2 separate regions of the Homo sapiens genome follow, and region 1 is linked to region 2. Evidence: chromatin contacts called from ENCODE Hi-C or POLR2A ChIA-PET data. All regions are on one chromosome and are shown on one strand. The core of a region is the stretch at or near the end of the contact, and the rest is flanking DNA. Distances in the headings are between cores, read along the strand shown. Region 1 holds the start of SLC7A11-AS1 (SLC7A11 antisense RNA 1). Region 2 overlaps LINC00616 (long intergenic non-protein coding RNA 616).

Region 1 (6,393 bases), core at 947-3,446, 35 kb before region 2:
TCTGATAATCTTGGGTATTAGGTATTTGATGAGGTAATTCAAATAGTGTGTAAAGTGTTTCTTATTGATAAAATGAATTTTGGATACTCTACTTCACGCTCACACTAATTTTTCTTTGTGTGCTTTTTAATACTTAGCAAACTCTATTTTATCTTAAATTCTTCATCTAGGAATCTGCCCACCACTCAAGCCTGGGAAAGCTGGCAGAGGATGCACGTGTTTTACTCACCTGAGTGTTTACAATGCTCGTGAGGTGCCTCCCTGATAGTAAGTGCTGCTCTTTCTTAACATTCTTTTTTCCTTTAAAATTTGTTTCAATCCATGAGGTAAAAAATAATGACGATATAGATAGACGAACAGTTCATGTTGTTTTTCCCTGCAGTCAAATAGACAAAAATTTCAACACAAACTTTTATTCCTGGTATTTGGCTTAAAAGTAAACGTCAGCTACGTCAAGAAGCTAATGGTGTTCTCTGCATATCTCACCAGTTACTGATTCTTCTACTTAATATAAAAATGCATTTCCAAAATCTTACCACTGGGGGGCAGCATCGTGCAAAGCTAGCCTTTAGTTTTTCCTTCCTGTGTCCAGTATAGAGTGCTCCTAATATCTATCACAGACTGGTGCTGTGCCATTAATGGAAGAAGAGCGAGCGTGCGTGCGTGCGTCCGTCCGTCCGTCTGTCTGTCTATCGGTCTATTTTCCCTTTGCCAAATTCTTTCCTCTTCCTTTTTTTCCCAGTTCTTTGTGAGTTAAAACTTCTGTTTTTGAAACTTCCAGGAGCTTAATTAATAAACATGAAAACCAAGTTGAAGCTGGCACAAAGCCCTTTTTTGCTCAACCACTTGGGCATGCTAGGGTAACTGTAGTTATTTACATTTGGCATCCAACTGACTCAAAGAGCAACACTGCTTTTTTCTTTCCCCCCTATGAGTACCGAAGCTATTAAATTAAACAGGTTAATGTGGCTACAGCATTTCGCCCCCTACTATCCCCCAGCTATAGTAAATCTGCCACCTGTTTATTTCCATAAAAATTCAATTACAGCACCACGAGTTATTCTTCTTATGTGAGCAATTAACTTTAGGCAGTTTCAGGCCACAGAGAAAGGCCAGGCTGGCCTGCTCCTTTCTTCTTCGCTCCCTTTAGCCGCAGGTCGTTCTTTCGCTAAGTGACTGTGCTCCTTCACACCAGTGAAAAAATGAAAAAGGAAAGAATAGACTAGACTGCTGGGCACTGTCACGCCAATGAAAAAGCAAAAAGCGAAAAACCGCAAACAATCTTCTGCCTCCCTATGCCCAAGCCTTAGAGGCCCGGGGAAGTTAGCAGCAAGCAGGCAGCCAGGACCACAGGGGCACACCGGTGTTGTTCAATAGCACACCAAAATGAAGAAGAAATTACTTGCAATGTGTTCATTTTCTTTCTTCTTTATATTTGTAAAAAATGTGACCAAGAAGGGAAAGGCTGGTAAAATGCCACAGCGTTCTGGCTAAAGCAACAACGCAATTGTGAAGAGAGAAAACTGCATTCATCCACATGTCCCAGCAAGAGCTATCACCAAAGGCATTGTGAAGCAGTTGAGCAGTTACATCTGCTCTCCTTTAACAGGAATGAGTCTTTAGTACCCGGTTGCAAATGTTGACTTTTACCTTTTCTTTAAATGTCTGCTACTCTTTGTCATATTTCTTCTCCTTCTCTCCAAATTCTACCAATAAAAGTAAAAATTACTGAATCGTACATCTAGTGATTTTCTGCATGACCTAATTGTCGAACAGGTATTGAGGTACTTGCTTTCCATCGATCCCTGTAATGCCATTGACACTGACTTATATTTCTAGTAAATGTATAAACATGGTTTTAAGAGTGGGTTAGACTCTGAAATAATCTTTGAGTAAATCTTACCCCAGGTTCAGGTTAAAACAAATACTTCTTCGTAAGTAGGTTGGTACCAGTTCCTATTGAGAGGTGACAGCTTGCTGGCAGCCCTCGCTGGCTCTGGGCGCCTCCTCGGCCTTGGCGCCCACTCTGGCCGCGCTTGAGGAACCCTTCAGCTCACCGCTGCACTGTGGGAGCCCCTTTCTGGGCTGGCCAAGGCCAGAGCCGGCTCCCTCAGCTTGCGGGGAGGTGAGGAGGGAGAGGAGCGGCGGCAACGGCGCGGCGGGAACCGAGGATGCGCGCGGCGCTTGCCAGACAGAATGAGTTCCGGGTGGGCGTGGGCTCCGCGCGGGCGGGAACCGGGGCTGCGCGCGTTGCTTGCCGGGCTGCGCGCGGTGCTTGCGGGGCTGCGCCCGGCGCTTGCAGGCCAGCACGAGTTCTAGGTGGGCGTGGGCTCGGCGGGCCTCGCACTCGGAGCAGCCGGCCGGCCAGCCCGCAAGCACCGGGCAGTGAGGGGCTTAGCAACTGGGCCAGCAGCTGCTGTGCTCTATTTCTCGCAGGGCCTTAGCTGCCTCCCTGCAGGGCAGGGCTCGGGACCTGCAGCCCACCATGCCTGAGTCTCCTCCCTGCTCTCCTCTCCCCGCTCCCCCGCCGTGGGTTCCTGCGCGGCCTGAGCCTCCCCAACGAGCGCCGCCCCCTGCTCCCGGCGCCCGGTCCTAACGACCACCCAAGGACTGAGGAGTGGGGGCAAACGGCGCGGGACTGGCAGGCAGCTCCACCTGCGGCCGGTGCGAGATCCACTGGGTGAAGCCAGCTGGGCTCCTGAATCTGGTGGGGACTTGGAGAACTTTTATGTCTAGCTAAGGGATTGTGAATGCACCACTCGGCACTCTGTATCTAGCTCAAGGTTTGTAAATGCACCAATCAGCACTCTGTGTCTAGCTCAGGGTTTGTAAATACACCAGTGGACACTCTGTATCTAGCTAATCTAGTGGGGACGTGGATAACCTTTGTGTCTAGCTCAGGGATTATAAATGCACCAATCAGCACCCTGTCAAAACGGACCAATCAGCTCTCTGTAAAACAGACCAATTGGCTCTCTGCAAAATGGACCAATCAGCAGGATGAATAAAAGCAGGCTGCCCCAGCCAGCAATGGCAACTGTACAGGGTCCCCTTCCACACTGTGGAAACTTTGTTCTTTCGCTCTTTGCAATAAATCTTGCTACTGCTCACTCTTTGGGTCTACACTGCCTTTATGAGCTGTAATACTCACCGTGAAGGTCTGCAGCTTCACTCCTGAAGCCAGCCAGACCACGAACCCACCGGGGAGTAACGAACAAGTCGAGAGTGTGCCTTAAGAGCTGTGACACTCACCGCAAAGGTCTGCAGCTTCACTCCTGAGCCAGCGAGCCCATGAACCCACCAGAAGGAAGAAACTCCGAACACATCCGAACATCAGAAGGAACAAACTCAGGACACACCGCCCTTAGGAACTTTTAACACTCACTGTGAGGGTCCGCAGCTTCATTCTTGAAGCCGGTGAGACCAAGAACCCACCAGTTCCGGACACACTATCGAAGTGTAGTTATTATCAATAAATTCAGAGAATAAGAAAAACATCAAAAGAGAAATAATTAGGGTATAAATAGATGATACAACCCAAGGGCACCTTGAACCCCTATCTAGGACAGGTGTATGGAGGGCTCAGATTACTCATCCAAATTGTCATGTGTCTGAGTTGATTCCTGAGCAACATTAGCTCAGGCAGTGTTGCTGGGCAGGCATGGATGTCAGATGTCGGCCATTCCTAAAATACTCCCAGGGGATTAAGTGAGTATATAAATATCTCCCTCCTGTGTTCCTGCATCTGAAGGTGCCCTACACCCGAGAGCATTAGTGTGCTGCTAGGATAAAAGAATGTAATAAAATGGACTTTGAAGGCACATGTCAAAGGAAAAAATACAGTCTAATTAAATTTAATCATCTTTTAAATGGTTACTCAAAAGAGAGACTCTGTTAGAAGTTCAAAAGGCCTATATAAATCCTCCCGAGGCAAGTCCATACCGAGAGCTCACATATGGCAGTTGGAAGAGTAAAGGAAAATTTAGAAAGTTTGTTTCATCTTGGTAGGGCTGATGGGACTTTAATGAAGACAGACCAGTATCACATGGCCCTGAGATCACATTCTCTGCTGTCAAATGGGTTCAAGTTCACAGTCTTGAAAATTGTCCTTTTCCTATATTCAAATGTTCTCATGAGCCCTTTTCTTTTCAGTTCAAAGTAGATGTTAAAATGAGTTTTAAGTGTTTATTCTTTATCCTAGATTTTGGGCAGATGCCTAATTTCCATAGCTTCCTTACCTCCTGAAGAGTTTCAGGCTTTTTGCTTCTGCCAAAATGTAGCAAACCTACAGCTTGGTACTTTGAAGTTTGAGTTAAAGCAAAACTAAATGGACCATGTTTATCTGATCAATTAAGGCATTGCCTACATCCTCAGTACTGATGTTTCTCATTTAAGCAGCGTTCTATACAATCCTCAGGAAATTAACAACAGAAATAGAGTTTGGGGAAAGGGGGGTCATTATACAAAGAAATGTAGGAAGAGTGTGGAAGAATTTGACTAGGCTCCAATACAAACTGCATAAACTGGTCTCCAGTGTAAACTGAAGAATGTCTTTGTAGAAGTGGGACTGTAGAAAAATATTTTTTAAAGTTCCAAAAATAGAAGTTTGATTTAAAACGCCTATTAGGTAAAGTGATCTACTAGATTTAATAGTCTTTAACATGATTGATGTTTTTAATTAAAAATACCTCATCTTTCTCTCAGGGATTAGCATGTGTACAATTCAGTTTAACTACAGTTCAACAGGGAGAATTCTATAAACAGTACCATGCTAAGCAGAGTATTCAATTTAAAAAAATAAAATGAGCATAAATTAAAATTCTTCTAGGAGTTTACAATTTCTTTTTCTTGAGACCAAACCGAACAACACCAATTGATTAGTATGAGAGTGAATGATAGGTAATTGAACCCTCTGGCTGTTCCCAGTCAACGTTCTGTTCTACTATTCCCAATAATAGCTGGAGATACACTTGTTTGGCTTCCATTCCAGCTAGCTCAGGACCTGTGTACACAGCCCTTTCTATAGAAAGACAGGAAATCCTCTTTTCTCAGAATTCCTACTAGATTCCTTAGTCCTTGTTTTGAGCGAATCACATCGTCCAACTGGCACCAACAGATTAACTTGAAACTTTGTAAAGAAAATGATGTGCTTTTTGATATCTGGCAGATTCTATGGAGATTGCCTTCCAAATTCAAAGATTTGTCTCCGAAATTGTGCCTTGGCAAGAAAACGAATGTACAATCTTCACACATAGGGTGTGTTTCACTTCAATTTTAATACTATAGAGGCAAAAAAACAGCTTTCTCCAAGTTCCAAGTTTTATGTCCATAGTCTCTTCAACTATAAATGGGAAAAAATAGCAAAGATAAAGCTATTAATCTGTCTGACCCATATTCCCCTAAAAAGTTGCTTTTTCTTTCTAATTTGGTTTTCTATATTTCTTTTATGATTTACTTCTATAATTATTTTTATGATTTTTCTGATTTATTTTATGCATCTGTTTCTTCCCCAAAGACATATGATGTCTGTCCAGTTATTTAAATTGCGATAACTTTTAAACTTGATTTATTAAATATATGGTGGAGATAATTGTAGAGATTTTGTGGAAGCCTGTACGAGAAAAAAGTTTTCCTGGGGAAAACTGTTTCAACATGGTACATGTCTTGATAAAGATCTGTGTTGATTTAATGGAAAACTTATTTCCCAATGTATTTATAAGTAAAATTTTGTATGATTAAATGGCAGCCGATGGGGGAAACTTGGGGAAATAAATCACTTTTCCTTAGAAAAAGATTCATTTATATTTTAACCCCTGAGACAGTGTTACTGATGATATTATAGTTAGATCATTATTTACCATTTCAGATTTACACTAAATATCTCGATTTATCTAACGTGGATGAAAGTGTTCTTGGGCCTACTTATATCTCTTAAGTAGACTAATGAGATGACAATTTTGAAAAGGGTAAGAAAGTGTAAGGAGTATTTTTATTCTATTATGTTCAAGTTGTTTTTGGTTTCTTTCTTTTTTTTAAGAATATTTCAAAACTGCTTTGGCTGTATTGAAGGTGGAAATGAGGATTTTTCTCTTAACAACAGATAATTGGTACAATGTGATCTATTTCATGTTTGGAATGATATGGGTTTTGTACTTAAAGTTGCTGGGTTGACAAGAGCTGTGTGGAAAGGAGAAAATAAAAAGGGACAAAATCAGTGACGGTAGAGAGATAGAATCATGAAAGGGGCTACTGAGGATATCACCCTGTTTAACCTTTTGTGCATTGCTTATTGCTTCTACATAATTAAACTACGATAAGCTTAGGCAATACGTATTGGGTTTGAACTTTCAAACCACAGTGAGGCTATTTTTTAACCTGACAGTTAATTTTTCA
Region 2 (6,847 bases), core at 1,885-4,384:
TAGCAGCAGTGGGACTCCAGCAGCTCCAGGTGGGCAGGGACCGTGGCTATAGGTGACACTATACCCCTTCTGCTCCTCTAGCCTAGGATGGTGGTTGCTTCCTGCAGATACCAATCAAGGAAGTTTACTTTTCTCTTTTGGCTATTCTAGGCTTTCTGACCCTTTTGTAACTATACCGTGTATTAAATTTCCTCCAATTGAAACACCAGTTGAAGTTTCTGTTACCTTAACTAAACAATGATACATGATGGAAGGGCAGTACTTCAGAAACCAAACTAGTTTTGCTTTTATCTTTGTTTCCACACTGACTCATATGTAATATAATTTAGTATTATTTATTTTTGATATCATATATGTAGAATACTTTCATTGATTTCATACATGATATAAAATGCAAAAAAGTTGCATGATAAAATATATCTTAAATCAAAATAAGAATATAAATCAAGAAAGAAATATAAATTTGTATTTCATAGTTTGATATATTAAAGTACACTAGGTCTTCTTCGGAATTAATGGATAGTGTATAAGTAATAACATGACTTAAATCAAGATAAGAATCACGTGATAAGCCAGTACACTTTCTTTCTCCTGACAACGCTTTTTTCGGCACATATAGAGAAAAAATTGTAATTATACTTTAGAAAATCTCTTCTAATATTGTTTACTGGATTCCAAGTTACACATTGTAATATTTTCATGACTTGTCACAATGAACCCATTAATAGGTATGACATTTCCTGATTATGTTTGAAGTATGATAACATATTTCTCCAATGAGTTGCAAGGAATCAAGATGTGATTCATTAAGCATGCTTATGAGTTGTTCACATAATTACAAAGAGAAACCATCCACATGAAAATAAAAACACAATTTTAGGCATAGGAGAAAAGCTTAACTTCTATGACTATTAGCTCCAGTGAAAGATGGAATACACCGAGAGAGAAATATACTGGGTGGACACAGCATTATGGAAGAGAATGTGCCTCCCTAGTTTTGTGCATTTCTGTGCACTCTCGTAGCTAAGTTCCCCACACCCAGAAATAATAGATGATGGTATCAGAAAGGTCTTTAATCCAGAATTTTCCAAGTATGACTAAAAGATTTGTTGTGAAAGATTGAGATTGTGATCAGAATTGGAACTGTATATATTACTACACATTAAATTAGGCACTAATAAATATATATACACATACATAATTAGATATTTTCAAATGGAATTTCTGTTTTTCGCTTCTTTATATGTGACTCCTCCCCTTCTGGATCAGCGCAGATTGCCCTAAGTGGTGTAGCATAGCAGAGTGTAGGCTCTGGATGCAAGCTGCCTGGCTTCATTGCCTGGTTTCATCACTAACTGTGTGGTCCTGCATGAGCTAATTAATCTCTCTGTACCTCAGTATCCTCATTTGTTCAATGTTGTGAGTATAAAATGAATAATACATACAACTACTTAGCAAGATGTCTACATCAGTTGCAGATTATTTCCAAGCAGCACATTACCATATTAGGATTGTTATAGCTGAAATGCAAAGAGAACAAAAGAGTCAAAGTCAACCCCTCACCCTTTAAAATAGGCTCTTGAAGTCCATTTCTGAGATTATATTACTAAAATATGGGCTTTCAGTAGCAAACGACAAACACTTGAAAACAGTTTTCTAAATTCCAGATTTTTCCCTTTAAACATCAAGAACAAAAGTATAGAGAATTGAACATGACATTTTTACTATAAACTATAAAATAGGAAGGATAGCTTCGGGACAATTTCCTGCCAAACAGGGATTAGATAAAAGCTTTCCTCAGCTAGAGGAAAGCATTGGAACAAGAAAGAAAGAAACACTTTGAGGCTTCAGTGAGAAGCTCACTCCCACATCTTTGGTAATTTCAGGGAGAAGAGGCATGTTCTCTGTTCCCTTCCGGGAGGCAAAGCTTCATTATGCTCTCCAAATGGGATGCCCAAAATGTTTTATCCAAAGGTTTTGGATTTTTCAGGCAGAAAGAGGGCTTGAGATAGTGTCTTCCACTACATCTCAGAGTTATGAAAGACCTGGTGTAAAGAAAATCAAGAAATTGCTTCATGCCTTAATGGAACATGTGGATTTGCAAAGAAGGTTGGTAAATCATAGGAGACCTAGGTTGAGATGAGCAAATACAATGTGTAGATATCAAGGCTATGCTACGGGTTTTGGGTGCCAGCAAGGATGCTTGTAGGTGTGCAAAGGCAAGATGGGACCACTTTACGTTAGATGTAGATACAGAAAGAACCAAGGTGGCCACAAAAAGACTCATGGGAAGAGTAATAACAGTCCATTGGAACCTGAGAAGAGCCCTTGTAAAATACATTCCCGCGCGACCTCTGTTGTGATACTCTGCTAGCAATTTTTTACTCTCAAAAGCTTTCTCATGGAGGAGTAAGGCAAGAGGCAAGCATATAAGAAATATGTGTATGTATTGTTGCTACAGAGTTTGAAAAAGGACTTGTCGGAGTTTTGTATCTCTATTAACAAAATAATTACCTTGAGATCTTTTCCAATCAGATGTGGCTGAGTTACCTGGAGAAGCCTGCATTACATTTTTAAAAGAAGGCTCAGAGAATAAGTTGAATGCAGTAGGGAGAAATACGGAAAATTGCATATTTGCACATCTGACTCATAATGGATAATTTCAAACCTTCTATAAATAAAAGTTTTACAAACACTGCACAACACATACTTCTAAGCCCTCTACACTAAGACTTGTATATGTGAAGGACAGAAAAGGAAAGGGGTCCTCTTCTGGGGTGCTTCTCCTCTTTCATATGCATTGTCTCTGCTCTGTAGTTTCTTTTCTTGTTTCCACATTTTTTTTCCATAAGCTGTGTAAGGATGAAACATGACTTCACTTCAAAAACATTCTAAATTCCTAGTTATCACATTTGCAACTCAGTGCTGCCTTCCTGCCTGCATGTTTCTATTTGTGCTGTTGATCTCAATTATGTTCTCTTATCCTTGCTTTTTAGATATCCTGATGATTTCTGTGATTCTCATAGGTTCTGCAGCTCTCTTTATCACGTAGGCATCCTTAATTTAACACTTTTCGCCTCTGCTTCTGTATTTGTCCTGCTGCGCAATCAGCATTCTGGATGATGCATCAGTAGGAGGGTCATTGTAAATCACCTCTGGCAGGATGAGTCACTTTGTGCTTAGAGTTGAGCTGAAGAGTGATTTCTTATTCCAGAGCAAGGCAGCATTTCGTTTTTAACCATAAATGTTCCCTTGCCAGCAACAGCTAGAACATGTTACTTTTAAAACATTTCCCATCTATAATAATATTGTATAGGCAGCAAGAATTCTGTATGTCCCCAACTAAGGACATATTAAAGAAATAATTATTTTTTTCAATGATGATAGTTTCATGAAGATTGAAATGCCATTTTCTTGTGTACTATTGAGAGGTGACAGCATGCTGGCAGCCCTCACAGCCGTTGCTGGCTCTGGGAGCCTCCTCAGCCTTGGCGCCCACTCTGGCTGCACTTGAGGAGACCTTCAGTCCGCGGCTGCACTGTGGGAGCCCCTTTCTGGGCTGGCCAAGGCGGGAGCCGGCTCCCTCAGCTTGCGGGGAGGTGTGGAGGAAGAAGCGTGGGCGGGAACTGGGGCTGCGCTCGGCGCTTGCGGGCCAGCACGAGTTCAGGGGTGGGCGTGGGCTGGACAGGCCCCGCACTGGGAGGGGCGAGCCGACCCCGCTGGCCCGGGGCAGTGAGGGGCTTAGCACCTGGGCCAGCAGCTGCTGTGCTCGACTTCTCGCCGGGCCTTAGCTGCCTCCCTGAGGGGCACGGCTCGGGACCTGCAGCCTGCCATGCCTGAGCCTCCCCCTCGCTGTGGGCTCCTGCCAGCCCGAGCCTCCCCTAGGAGCGCCGCCCCCTGCTCCAGGGCACCCAGTGCCATCGACCACCCAAGGGCTGAGGAGTGCAGGCACATGGCAAGGGACTGGCAGGCAGCTCCACCTGCAGCCCCCTGCGGGATCCACTGGGTGAAGCCAGCTGGGCTTCTGAGTCTGGTGGGGACTTGGAGAACCTTTATGTCTAGCTAAGGGATTGTAAATACACCAATCGGCACTCTGTATCTAGCTCAAGGTTTGTAAACACACCAATTGGCACCCTGTGTCTAGCTCAGGGTTTGTGAATGCACCAATCGACACTCTCTATCTAGCTACTCTGGTGGGGACTTGGAGAACCTTTATGTCCCACACACTGTATCTAGCTAATCTAGTGGGGACTTGGAGAACTTTTGTGTCTAGTTCAGGGATTGTAAATGCACCAATCAGCACCCTGTCAAAATGGACCAATCAGTTCTCTGTAAAATGGACCAATCAGCTTTCTGTAAAATGGACCAATCAGCAGGATGTGGGTGGGGCCAGATAAGAGAATAAAAGCAGGCTGCCGGAGCCAGCAGTGACAACCTGCTTGGATCGCCTTCGACGCCGTGTGAGCTTTCTTCTTTAGCTGTTTGCAATAAATCCTGCTGCTGCTCAGGCTTTGGGTCCACACTGCTTTTATGAGCTGTGACACTGGTCACGAAAGTCTGCAGTTTCATTCCTGAAGCCAGTGAGACCACACACCCACTAGGAGGAATGAACAGCTCCAGATGTGCTGCCTTAGGAGCTGTAACACTCACCACGAAGGTCTACAGTGTCACTCGTAAGTCCGCGAGACCAGGAACCCACCAGAAGGAAGAAACTATGAACACATGTGAACATCAGAAGGAACAAACTCCGGACACGCTGCGTTTAAGGACTGTAACACTCACTGCGAGGGTCCATGGGTTCATTCTTGAAGTCAGTGAAACCAAGAACCCACCAATTCCAGACATATTATTATCCTATAACCAAACACTTATTAGTTGTGATTTTATTCCATTTTCAACAGGTTTGAGTGGACTTGAAATGTATGGACCATAGGTCACTGAAAAAGCTAATTTTCCTTCTTGAAAGATAATCAGAAGAACCAAATTGAAGTTTCACATGCCAATTTTGATTATCTTTCTATAAGTAGTTAGAATGTTATTTTTTAAGCTACAGAGCAATTAATGACTAGAACTGCAGGAACTATTTAATTGGGTATTGATTTAAAGCCAAGCTGTTGTTTGGCTGAAGCATTGCATTATAATTAACGGACCTTAACCAGACTTTAATTTTTCTACATTATATTTGATTTTCAAGCGTTGCAATAGCAACCTTCAAACAATCTACAGAGCAAGGCTTGTATTATTCCTATTAAATTTTTAAAGTTTTGACTGAATTTTTAACATACCTTAAAGACATCTGGCTTTTGATAGTAACTTCAAAGTTTGCTGCATTGTGAAAACGGTACACTCAAGATTAAATTCTCCAACTGACATATTGTCAATTAGTCAATAAATTCATTCATAATTTCATACATGATAATATTATCAGTGGCAGGGTTTACTGAGGAAGACTGTACCTTATTTCCCTGCAGTTCTGGAGCCAAATAGATTCTCATGTGTTTGGAATGATACAGCTAAACACTTACTTGAGGGGCAGAAGACGGGGCAAAATGCCTTTTCAAAGACTCATCCATAATATTCAATGACTGATTAGTCTCTGTAGAATGGAAGAAATATATGAGTTTGTAATTTTTAAAATCGCCATCTGGCCACTGTTTGATTTGGTATAATACTTTAAATTCAAGTCTTGCTATGTTTAAGATGACCACTTAAAATTTTATATTTGGAGGATTCAATTAAATGCTTATCAAGTTCACAGCATCGTTAAGATCTGTAAGGATACAAAAATGAACAAAACATGCATGTTACATGTAACAAAACGTGGATTACAGCCTACTTTGAACACAATATTGCATAAATAACTAAACCACAAGGCAATACATGCTGTATATAATGTACTAATTAAATCTTTTTACAAAACTTACTAAAATTATCAATCATCTCTTTTTTAATGTAAATTTTATTCTGTATATTTAAGGTATACAACAGGGGTCCCCAACCCCCGAGCTGTGGACAAGTAGCTACACGTGGCCTGTTAGTAACAGGGCCGCACAGCAGGAGGTGAGCAGCAAGTGAGCATTACTGCCTGAGCTCCACCTCCTGTCAGATCAGCAGCAGCATTCGATTCTCACAGGAGACAAGCCCTATTGTGAACTGCCCAACTGAGGGATCTAGGTTGTGTGTGTGCTCCTTTTGAGCAGCTAACTAATGCCTGGTGCTCTGAGGTGGAACAGTTTCATCCCAAAACTATACTCCTGCCCCCACCCCAGGTACGCGGAAAAACTGTCTTCCAGGAGACTGGTTCCTGGTGCCAAAGAGATTGAGGACTGCTGATATACAGCATTATTTTATAAGACAAATATATATGTGTGTGTGTACACACACAACTTTACATATGTGGTGACCATTATATACGTAAATATGTATGTGTAAATTTACATATATATTTAAAATGGTCACTATACTGGAACAAATTTGCATATCTATCATCTCACGTAGTTACCCACTTTCTCCTCACTGTGATAAGAACAGTCATTGAGCAAAAATCCTGAACACAATTCACTATTATTAACTGCAGTACTCATTGGATCTTTTGATTTCTTCCTGCTACATATTTGCTACTTTGCATCCTTTGACCTTCATCTCCTCATTTCCTCTTTCCTTTGACCCTGGTAACACTGTTTTATGATCTAGCTCAATACGTTTGATTTTTTTTTTTTTAGATTCCACATGTGAGATCATGTAAAATTTTTCTGTCTGTATCTGGCTTATTTTACTTAGCCTAATGTCTTCTAGGTCTATTCATGTTGTGGCAAATGACCAGTGTGTCAGTCTTTAAGGCTGAGTG

The links. A loop is a pair of places that touch in the nucleus more often than their neighbours do. ChIA-PET counts read pairs that join two places held with the same protein, here RNA polymerase II (POLR2A). Pooled maps may share reads with other maps.
Region 1: a map of endothelial cell of umbilical vein shows a loop between it and region 2 (2.1-fold over the local background). The contact joins the promoter of SLC7A11-AS1 here to the enhancer-like site in region 2. A Hi-C loop is called at or near these places in 5 of 168 maps with a recorded cell type or tissue (Caco-2, adrenal gland, endothelial cell of umbilical vein and 2 more) and 3 of 50 pooled maps. POLR2A ChIA-PET finds 5 or more read pairs at or near these places in 2 of 52 experiments (AG04450 and MCF 10A).

The regions. Positions count from the first base shown.
Region 1 is chr4:138,084,817-138,091,209 of GRCh38, reverse strand. It overlaps SLC7A11-AS1 (SLC7A11 antisense RNA 1), which reads right to left and starts at 2,196. Exons shown (of 7, transcript NR_038380.1): 1 at 1,904-2,196; 2 at 230-376. LINC00616 (long intergenic non-protein coding RNA 616) reads left to right here. Exons shown (of 11, transcript NR_037866.1): 7 at 171-267.
Region 2 is chr4:138,050,043-138,056,889 of GRCh38, reverse strand. All of the region lies in intron 7 of LINC00616 (long intergenic non-protein coding RNA 616), which reads left to right. LOC105377447 (a long non-coding RNA gene) reads right to left here. Exons shown (of 6, transcript XR_939242.3): 6 at 5,515-5,596. Among named protein-coding and RNA genes, the nearest start is that of SLC7A11-AS1, 36 kb to the left of the region's middle. Within about 2 kb of position 3,134, at least 5 of the 41 ENCODE cell types and tissues checked have a DNase peak (open chromatin) inside an H3K27ac peak, as active enhancers do; they include endothelial cell of umbilical vein, where a contact is called at or near this core.